2 separate regions of the Homo sapiens genome follow, and region 1 is linked to region 2. Evidence: chromatin loops called from intact Hi-C (ENCODE). Cell type or tissue: A673. All regions are shown on one strand. Links, peaks and the distances in the headings refer to the core of each region. The heading gives the core; the rest is flanking DNA.

Region 1 (4,402 bases), core at 27-4,026, 190 kb before region 2:
TTGATATGAAGAAGAAAAAAGAACAAAGTATTTTTCTTTATTCTCTGTCTTTCTAGTGTCCTTTACAAAGGTTTGTGTCTTAGCAGGTGTGAAAGACTACAATTCTCCCTGAGCAGCCCTTTGCTCTATGCCCAAGTCAGCCCACTTGGACTTTATAACAGATAATGATGATAGGAATAGCATATTAGATTGCCCAGGGTGTCTGAACTTGTGACTGCCTTTCTTGAATTGGTTATTTTCAGGGAAATAAGATGCTTGATTCTTTATAACAGAGATAATTTATTTGGAAAAATTGTATGAGAAAACACAGGATTTCCTAGGGACAATGAAGCAATTTGTTAAAGTGGAAGGGAGAAACCAGAAAGTCTTGAAAAGGTAATTAAGAATTTAAATAATTTCTTGGAGATTGGAGAAATAATATGCCATGGTATTACACAAGCTTTGGCTTCTCTCTCTGGAGGATTCCCTTCCCACGAACACTGTTGTATCATTTCTTTCAGATCCTGAGACTCCAGCAGGATGTCTTATCAACAGCAGCAGTGCAAGCAGCCCTGCCAGCCACCTCCTGTGTGCCCCACGCCAAAGTGCCCAGAGCCATGTCCACCCCCGAAGTGCCCTGAGCCCTGCCCACCACCAAAGTGTCCACAGCCCTGCCCACCTCAGCAGTGCCAGCAGAAATATCCTCCTGTGACACCTTCCCCACCCTGCCAGTCAAAGTATCCACCGAAGAGCAAGTAACAGCTTCAGAATTCATCAGGACCAAGAAAGGATAAGGATATTTGGCTCACCTCGTTCCACAGCTCCACCTTCATCTTCTCATCAAAGCCTACCATGGATACACAGGGAGCTTCTTTCTCCTTAGCCAGTAATCTGCCCATGATGATCCCTGACAGCAAAAAGTTTCTTTTCTGAGGCTGCCATACTGCCACTGTCCAGGTGGAGACTGAGCAAAGGAAGTCCTGGGCTGTGCCAGCTCCCAGAGCTTCGGAAGAAAGAGCAGCAGCTCTCTCCCTGGGAACCATCAGAGAATTCTGTTGATGTGTTCTGTGTCTGTCTGTCACCTGGTCACGAGCTTCTACCACCTTTGCAATTGTCACTTATCTTTCACTCCCTGAATAAAGTATCTATGCATATATATTTGTGAATGGATCTTTTGTTTATTTTCAAATCTGCTTTATTAGCAATAGTATGTAATCTTTTGGATTTATTTCAATCTTTCTTTGATTCACAGCAGGATCTCACAATTGGAGTCATACCAAAGATTATTTCTGTATCATTTTAAACCCCTTTTATTTTCCCTAATTAGCATTTGATTGATTTGAGGAGGATATTATTCAACTTCTCTGAATTGACAACTTCTCTTTACTGCAAAGTGAGCAAAATAACATTTACATTACAAACTAGTCTAAGGCATAAAATTTGATTACTATCTGATATTTGGTTGGCACAATGCCTGACACGTAATTAGCTGTCATTTGATAGAGTTGTATTCGCAGCAACATATTATCATTGTTTTCACCATCACCATCCTCCTCCTCCTCCTCCTCATCATCATCACTCCCCACTACAACCACTACCATATTTGTTCCAGCAAGAGAGTGGCTTGGGTGTAACTAACATAGGAAATAAGAAGACTCTCTAATGTTATTTGTATTGATTCATAATACTTGTACACATTTACTGCATACATGTGATTTTTTACATGAATAGAATGTGTAATGATCAAGTCAGGATATCAGGAAATTTAGGGCATTCATCCCCTGCAGCATTTATCATTGTTCTTTATTGGGAACATTTTAATTCTAGCTATTTTGAAGAACACAGTACATTGTTGTATACCGTAGTCACCTTCCTCTGCTATCAAATATTAAAACTTACTCATTTTATGTATCCATATGTTTTTACTCGTTAACCAGTATTTCTTCATTCCCCATCCCCCTGAACACCCTTCCTTGCCTCTGGTATCTCTCATTCTACTCTCTACCTTTATAGATCATCATTTGTAGCTCCTACATATGAGTGAGAACATGCAATATTTGTCTTTCTCTGCTTGATTTATTTTACTTAACATAATGACCTCCAGTTCCATCTGTGTTGCTGCCAATGACAGGATTTCATTCATTTTATTACAATGGACTAGTATTTCATTGTGTGTATATACATATTTTCTTTATTCATTCATTCATTAATGGACACTTAGCTTACACATCTTTTCTGTTGTGAACAGTACTGCAATAACCGTGGGAGTTCAGGCATCCTTTTTGCGTACTGATTTCCTTTGGATAGATACACAGCAGCTGGATTGCTGGATTGAATAGTAGTTCTGCTTTTAGTTTTTTGAGAAATCTTCTTACTGTTTTGCATAGCAATTGTACTAATTTACATTCCCACCAAGAGTACACAAGGCTTCTTTTTTCTTTACACCCTCTTCAGCGTAGCTTTTTTTATCTTTTATTTTAAGTTCAGGGGCACATGTGCAGGTTTGTTATATAAGCAAGCTCATGTCGCAGGGTTTAATCGTAGCACCCATTAGTTATTTTTCCTGATCCTCTCCTTCTCCATACCCTGTGGTAGGTGCCAGTGTCTGCTGTTCTCTTTAAGGTGTCCATGTTTTCTCATCATGTAACTCACACTTATAAGTGAGAACATGCAGTATTTGAATTTCTGTTCCTGCATTAGTTTGCTAAGGATAATGGCCTCCAGCTCCACCTATGTACCTGTATTCCATGGTGTATATGTACCATATCTTCTTTATCTAGTCTATCATTGATGGGCACTTAGTTTTATTCCATGTCTTCACTATTATGAATGGTGCTGCAATGAACTTAACACACGCATGTGTCTTTATGATATAGAATGGTTTATAATCCTTTGGGTATATGCCAAGTAATGGGATTGCTGGTTGAAATGGTGGTTCTGTTTTTAGTTCTTTGAGTAATTGCCACACTGTTTTCTTCAATAGTTGATCTAATTTACATTCCTACAAGCAGTGTATAAACATTCCTTTTTCTATACAACCTTGCTAGCACCTTTATTTTTGACCTTTTAATAGCCATCTGACTGGGGTGAGACTGTCTCTCATTGTGGTTTTGATCTGCATTTCTGTAATGATCAGTGATATTGGGCTTTTTTAATATGCTTGTGTACCACACATATGTGTTCTTTTTAAAGCGTCTGTTCCTGTCCTTTTCCCACTTTTTAATAGGGCTGTTTTTTTTCTTGTGGATTTCTTTAAATTCCTTATAGATGCTAGATATTACACCTTTATAATATGCATAGTTTGCAACAATTTTCTCCCATTCTATAGGTTGTCTGTTTACTCTTTTGACGGTTTCCTTTGCTTTGTAGAAGCTCTTTAGTTTAATTAGATCCTACTTGCCAATTTTTGTTTTTGTTGCAATTGCTTTTGGCATCTTATTCATGAAATCTTTGCCTGTCTCTATGTCCAGAATGGTATTGCCTAGGTTGTCTTTCAAAGTTTTTATGGTTATGGGTTCTACGTTTTAGTCTTTAATCCATCTTGAGTTGATTTTTATATATGGTGTAAGGAAGGCATCCAGTTTCAATCTTCTGCATATGGCTAGCCAGTTATCCCAGCACCATTTATTGAATAGGGAGTCCTTTCCCCATTGTTTGTTTTTGTCACCTTTTTAGATGATCAGATAGTTACAGGTGTGATGCTTTATTTCTGGCTTCCCTATTCTGTTGCATCAGTGTGTGTCTGTTTTTGTACCAGTGCCATGCTGTTTTGGTTACTGTAGACTTGTAGTATAGTTTGAAATCAGGTAGTGTGATGCCTCTAGTTTTTTTCTTTTTGCTTAGGGATTGCCTTGGCTATTTGGGCTCAGTTTTGGTTCTATATGAATTTTAGGATAGTTTTTTTTCTAGTTCTGTGAAGAATGTCTTTGGTGGTTTGATAGGAATCACATTGAATCTGTAAATTGGGCAATATGGTCATCTTAATGATATTGATTCTTCCTATTTATGAGCACGGAGTGTGCTCCCTACATTTGTGTCATCTCTGATATTGTTCAGCAATGTTTCGTAGCTTTCCATGTAGAGATCTTTCACCTCCCTGGTTAGCTGTATTCCTAGGTATTTTATTCTTTTTGCCACTATTGTGAATGGGATTGTGTTTGTTAATTGGCTCTTGGCTTGTCTTTTGTTGGTGTATAGGAGTGCTAGTAATTTTTGTGCATTGATTTTGAATCCTGAAACATTGCTGAAGTTATCAGCTGAAAGAGCTTTTGTTTTGAGACTATGGGGGTTTTTTTAGATACAGAATCATGTTGTGTGTAAACACAGTAGTTTGACTTTCTGTCTTCCTATTTTGATGCCCTTTCTCTCTTTGTCTTCCCTGATTGCTGTGTCCAGGACTTCCCATACTATATTGAATAAGAGT
Region 2 (4,402 bases), core at 168-4,167:
CCCTGCCATGCTTCTGCTTTCAAGAGGTTGAAGTATCACAGCCTTTTCCTAACTACACTCTACATCTTGGATCCCAACTTCAATTAGAAATAACTATTCCTGGAGGTAACTGTGGTCCTCTTTTTTCTCCTCAGGCATGATCAAGGTGATCAATATAAGAATACCCATCAAGGTGATAAGTATAAGAATCTTCAGGTAATTCCTGACTGCACATCGCTGCTGCAGTCTGGGTGAAGGCTTGGCTTTGCTGCCTCCTGGTGGAAAACACAGCCATCCGTAACAGTCCTGAAGCATGAGCAATGACTCCTCTTTAGTTGATTTATCTTACATATGAATTCCAAAAGTCTCCATGGTACTGTGTATGTGCGAGTGAGTGTGTGTGTGTGTGTGTGCGCGCGCGCGAGATAATCAGCGTGTCAGTTACCAATTTATTATCTCTCAGCTCCAAACACACCCTTCGATTTGTGCTCTGGGACAAACAATGTAATCCCTCGAATCCTTTCTCCATTAAAGTGAGAACAATGCTAAACTTTCTCCATAGGGGGCGCTGGAGGGACACTGCAGTTGGAAGAGGCAGGTAGTGGGGAGTGTGTGGCAGTCCGGTGGTGCCCGCCACAAGGGCCCAGAACGAGATCCCTCTGCCTCCTTGCAGCCTTGGTGTGAGGATGACCTTTTCACAGCCTTCTCATCCTGAAACCAAAGCCCCTCCATGGCCTCAGCTGCCCATATCAGCTGTATGGAGGTGGGGGAGGGGCAGTCCACACAGAGCTGCGGCCCCCTTTGCAAGCCTGCTTGCTGCCCATGTACTCTGAAGGTAAGCCTGGACTCCCACTGCATATCCAAGCCACATGGTTCCCAATGTCGGCCTTGCCCTGCATTGGGAAGGTGACCTATTGTTTGCCCCCTATTGGAGGGTTTAACTCCAGACCCACCCCATCTAGCTAAGCCAGAGCACTTCTCTGCTGACTGGTAGCTAAACCGCACTTTTCCCAATAGGTAAGAGCCCCTTCTACTTTTGTCCTTCTTTGGGTACCCTCCCTGAGCTTTTTTCTTATGTCTTATAGTTTAGTCTTTCTTTTATTAATTGTTACTAATTCTTATATTAAATTCCCTCTGTCTAACTTACTCCATCACTTCTGTCTCCTGATTTGACTTGCTGCTACAGTGGAATAACTTAGACTCAAAGCTTAGTTCTATAATTTACCAGCTCTGCGTCTTTGAACACATTTCTTAACTTCAGATTCTTGGTCTATAAAAAGAGGATGGACACAGTACTTTTCTACGCAGTCGGTGTGAGGATTAAATGAGATAGAACACATTAAGCTCCTCGAAGAGTGCTGGTACAGAGTTTGCCAGCAGTTACATAGGACCAATTCGGGACAGAGACAGAAAGAAAGGGAGGAAAGATAAACGGTCAGAAAAGAAAAATAAGCCAAGAAAATGCCAGAGAGAACAAAAGGTAGCAAGAAATGTGAACATAGACACATGAAGCAAAATCCAAGAAATCGATAGGCAATAAGATTAATAAGATTATTAGGCAAGAGATTCATCGGTCTTCTAATTTATTGAAAATAAACATTTTATACAGTACTTTACAACTTAGGAAAAAATTCAAATATATTACCTTATTTAACCTTCAAAATAGATCAACTTAGTGTCTCTTGTCTTTGTTGATGTTGTTTCCATTTTCAAATGTCTAAGATGAGGCTCGTAGAGGTGTTCCAAGCCACACTGCTGGCTTGTAGATTGGAGGGCCTCATCTCCCCGTGGATCCTGTGGTCTTCCCGCGATTGCCCTCTTGTGGTCTGGTGTGTAACAACACCTCATACTATGCAAACCATGTTGTTGGCCCCAAGCCCTGCAGAGGGTTTAGCTCTAGTAATTGTTGCTCTGTTTTCATTTAAGCCAACTTTGGTCCCCAAAGAAGACTCTGCATGACACGGGAAGGTGTCCACCATGACTCAAAGTAGTATTTCTAATTATCGTCCCAACTTTTAAAATTTTCTTTTTTTGTTTTCTGTTATATTGTACTTAAAATTTATATAGTAATATGTGCAGATAATTCATTAATAAATAAAAGTATACACATTGCTTACTAATAGAGGCTTGAATAACATTGCTCTAGAACTACATTTCCCAAAGTTATTTGAACACAATATATGTCATATTTTAAATTTAATAATGAAATAATACATTTAACTTTGTTCGAGAAATACAGATAACGGCCCCTTTGTATTATGGTTGAGAAAAAAATGCAAAGGTCTCACAAATTTATTTTCTCAGTAACACATCAAAGCAGAATACATGTGTGTAGTAAAGTTAATCATATTTACTAACGTTGAATAGTATCTCAAGTATATGCTGATATTGAAAAATAAGATAAATTGCATTGATGAGTTTTTCCCTTCCATTAGACACTATACATCAAGGCAAGGATGAACCAGAAACTCTGCATGCGAATTCATGCCCAAGTTACAGGTGATGTATTCCCAGGTCAGATAATTTGTCAGTGACTTTCTGGCCTTCTCTGATTAGGCATGTTGTTTTCTTAAATGCAGATTGTATGCTAAGAATAAAATTAGTATGTGTTATTTTTATCACAATGATGCTTATATTGTTTACAACATTTGTGAAGATAATTATCACTTGTAATTATTATTTTCACAGAACACCTATTAACAAAGCATGGAATCTCTAATAGTCTCTGAGAGCCTTCAAATACTTTAACAACTGCAACCATTTGTCTAATAGCAACTTACATTGAGACCACTATACATAAAACAGATAAGAGCTTATTTATTTATTTAAATTTATCTTTTACATTAAAATTTATATCAATTAGTTAATTAAGAAAAATTGGGTTATTTTGATGAACATACAAAACTCAATTCATGAAATGCAGATGATAGTTGTAGTATTATTAATTAGTCTCTGCATCCACTGTTTTTCTGTATTTTTTCTTTCTGGTTGGGCAGTACTGGTAAAATAATAGTTACTTTGCACATGGTCCTTGGGGCCTTTGCTTGGAGCTGTCCGGATTGTGCAGTCCACAACTCAGGGAGCACCAGTCACAGCACCAGCTGTTAGACAGTTGTCAGGATTTGTTTCTTGCTTTGTTTTGGTTTTCAACAGCTTACTTTACAATTTTGGCATATTTTTCTATTAGATTAACCTCAATATTTGAAAAAATAGTTATAAAGGATTTGGAGACAATCAGCAGAAATGTCTAAGAACTGTTCACATTCCTTGACTGAAAAGTGTTTAATGACAAAATAATTTTTAAAAAACAACTATGTCAGATAATGTAAGTGTTGAATAGAGAACTATTTGATATGCTATGACTTGACAAGATATATGACATTATATAAAGCAATGTAATGTATTACTGGCACATCTATAATGTGAGACAATCCTTGATGCTATTCTTAACATTTTAAGATTCCTCAGTCCTTGACTGGAACCTTTTAAAAGCAATCCAGCCACAGCCAGTAGGAATGGAGGTGGTGAGGAATGGGAGTGGGGGTGGGAGTGGACAGGACTCTGTTCATCCTCCTGGGTCCTCCTCAGCACTCACAGCCTGCTCTCTCATTCTGCCTTGATGACACTCAGCACTAACTGGTCATGCCCTCTGCCTGTTTGTCTCAGTCACCAGCAGAAGCTCAGGACTCCCAAATTGCCTGCCATCACCAGGATTCCTCCCTTCCCCATAGGTCTGCACAATCCCCAATGGGACTCCATCTTCCATCCTTCTCCAGCACCCTAAACTCCCCACAAGCCCTCAAGACTCAAGGCTGCACATCGAAAAAATGTGCTGTATCAACCAACTCTTCTCACAAAGCCACCTCCACCTTCTTGTCCTAAGTGAAACCTGAGTTCCGCGTAGTCCTCTCATGGTCTGGCCATTTTCTTCTTGCCCATGCCTTTGTACTCATTGGGCCAAGGAATGGGCTAGGCATCCATTACACCAACCACTGCTTCTCTTCATTGCAAATCCCCAGGTAAGTATCTGGCACCCTGTTCACTGTTGCTCAATCCAAGACTTTCTGTCATGGTCTTTGGTGATTTTAATATTCACAAAAATGATTCATTTAATAATTTACTTCACAATTCTTTGACCTCTGCACCTCTCACTGGTTTGTCTTTCATCCTAACGTTCATCTACTCCCATGTCATACCAGCCTAGACCAGTCATTATTATTAACAACTACAACCCTTCTGTAAAATGAGTTTCAAATAGTCCATTTCCCAAACCTAACCTCCTGTATTTCCAACTTACTTGCTCTGGTATCCCACTCTGAGAAGTTTTTCAATACGCTGGAAACTACAATTCATTGATACCACAATGTTTTATCTGGCCAATATCTCCTTCATGTCTTCATTTCTCTTCTTACCCAGTATAAGC

The links. A loop is a pair of places that touch in the nucleus more often than their neighbours do. Peaks named below come from ENCODE experiments on the same cell type or tissue, not always from the same donor. Only the 100,000 strongest peaks of a DNase experiment are listed, where the experiment ranks them.
Region 1: a loop joins it to region 2, with 2.1 times the contacts of the local background. A loop is called at or near these places in 1 of 110 quality-filtered maps.

What each region holds. Positions count from the first base shown.
Region 1 is chr1:153,052,853-153,057,254 of GRCh38, reverse strand. SPRR2A (small proline rich protein 2A) reads left to right here. Exons shown (of 2, transcript NM_005988.3): 2 at 501-1,135. The coding sequence starts at 520. The coding sequence ends at 738. Among named protein-coding and RNA genes, the nearest start is that of SPRR2A, 2.5 kb to the left of the region's middle. In A673, for the core only: no CTCF peak of the experiment used is centred there; no DNase peak of the experiment used is centred there; H3K27me3 peaks cover 2,356 bases.
Region 2 is chr1:152,867,406-152,871,807 of GRCh38, reverse strand. It overlaps LOC105371444 (a long non-coding RNA gene), which reads left to right and starts at 3,605. Exons shown (of 3, transcript XR_922149.2): 1 at 3,605-3,998. LOC105371445 (a long non-coding RNA gene) reads left to right here. Exons shown (of 4, transcript XR_922150.1): 3 at 135-814; 4 at 2,415-2,478. In A673, for the core only: CTCF peaks have their summits at 317, 523, 1,602 and 1,806 (motif pointing left); DNase peaks (open chromatin) are centred at 537 and 1,797.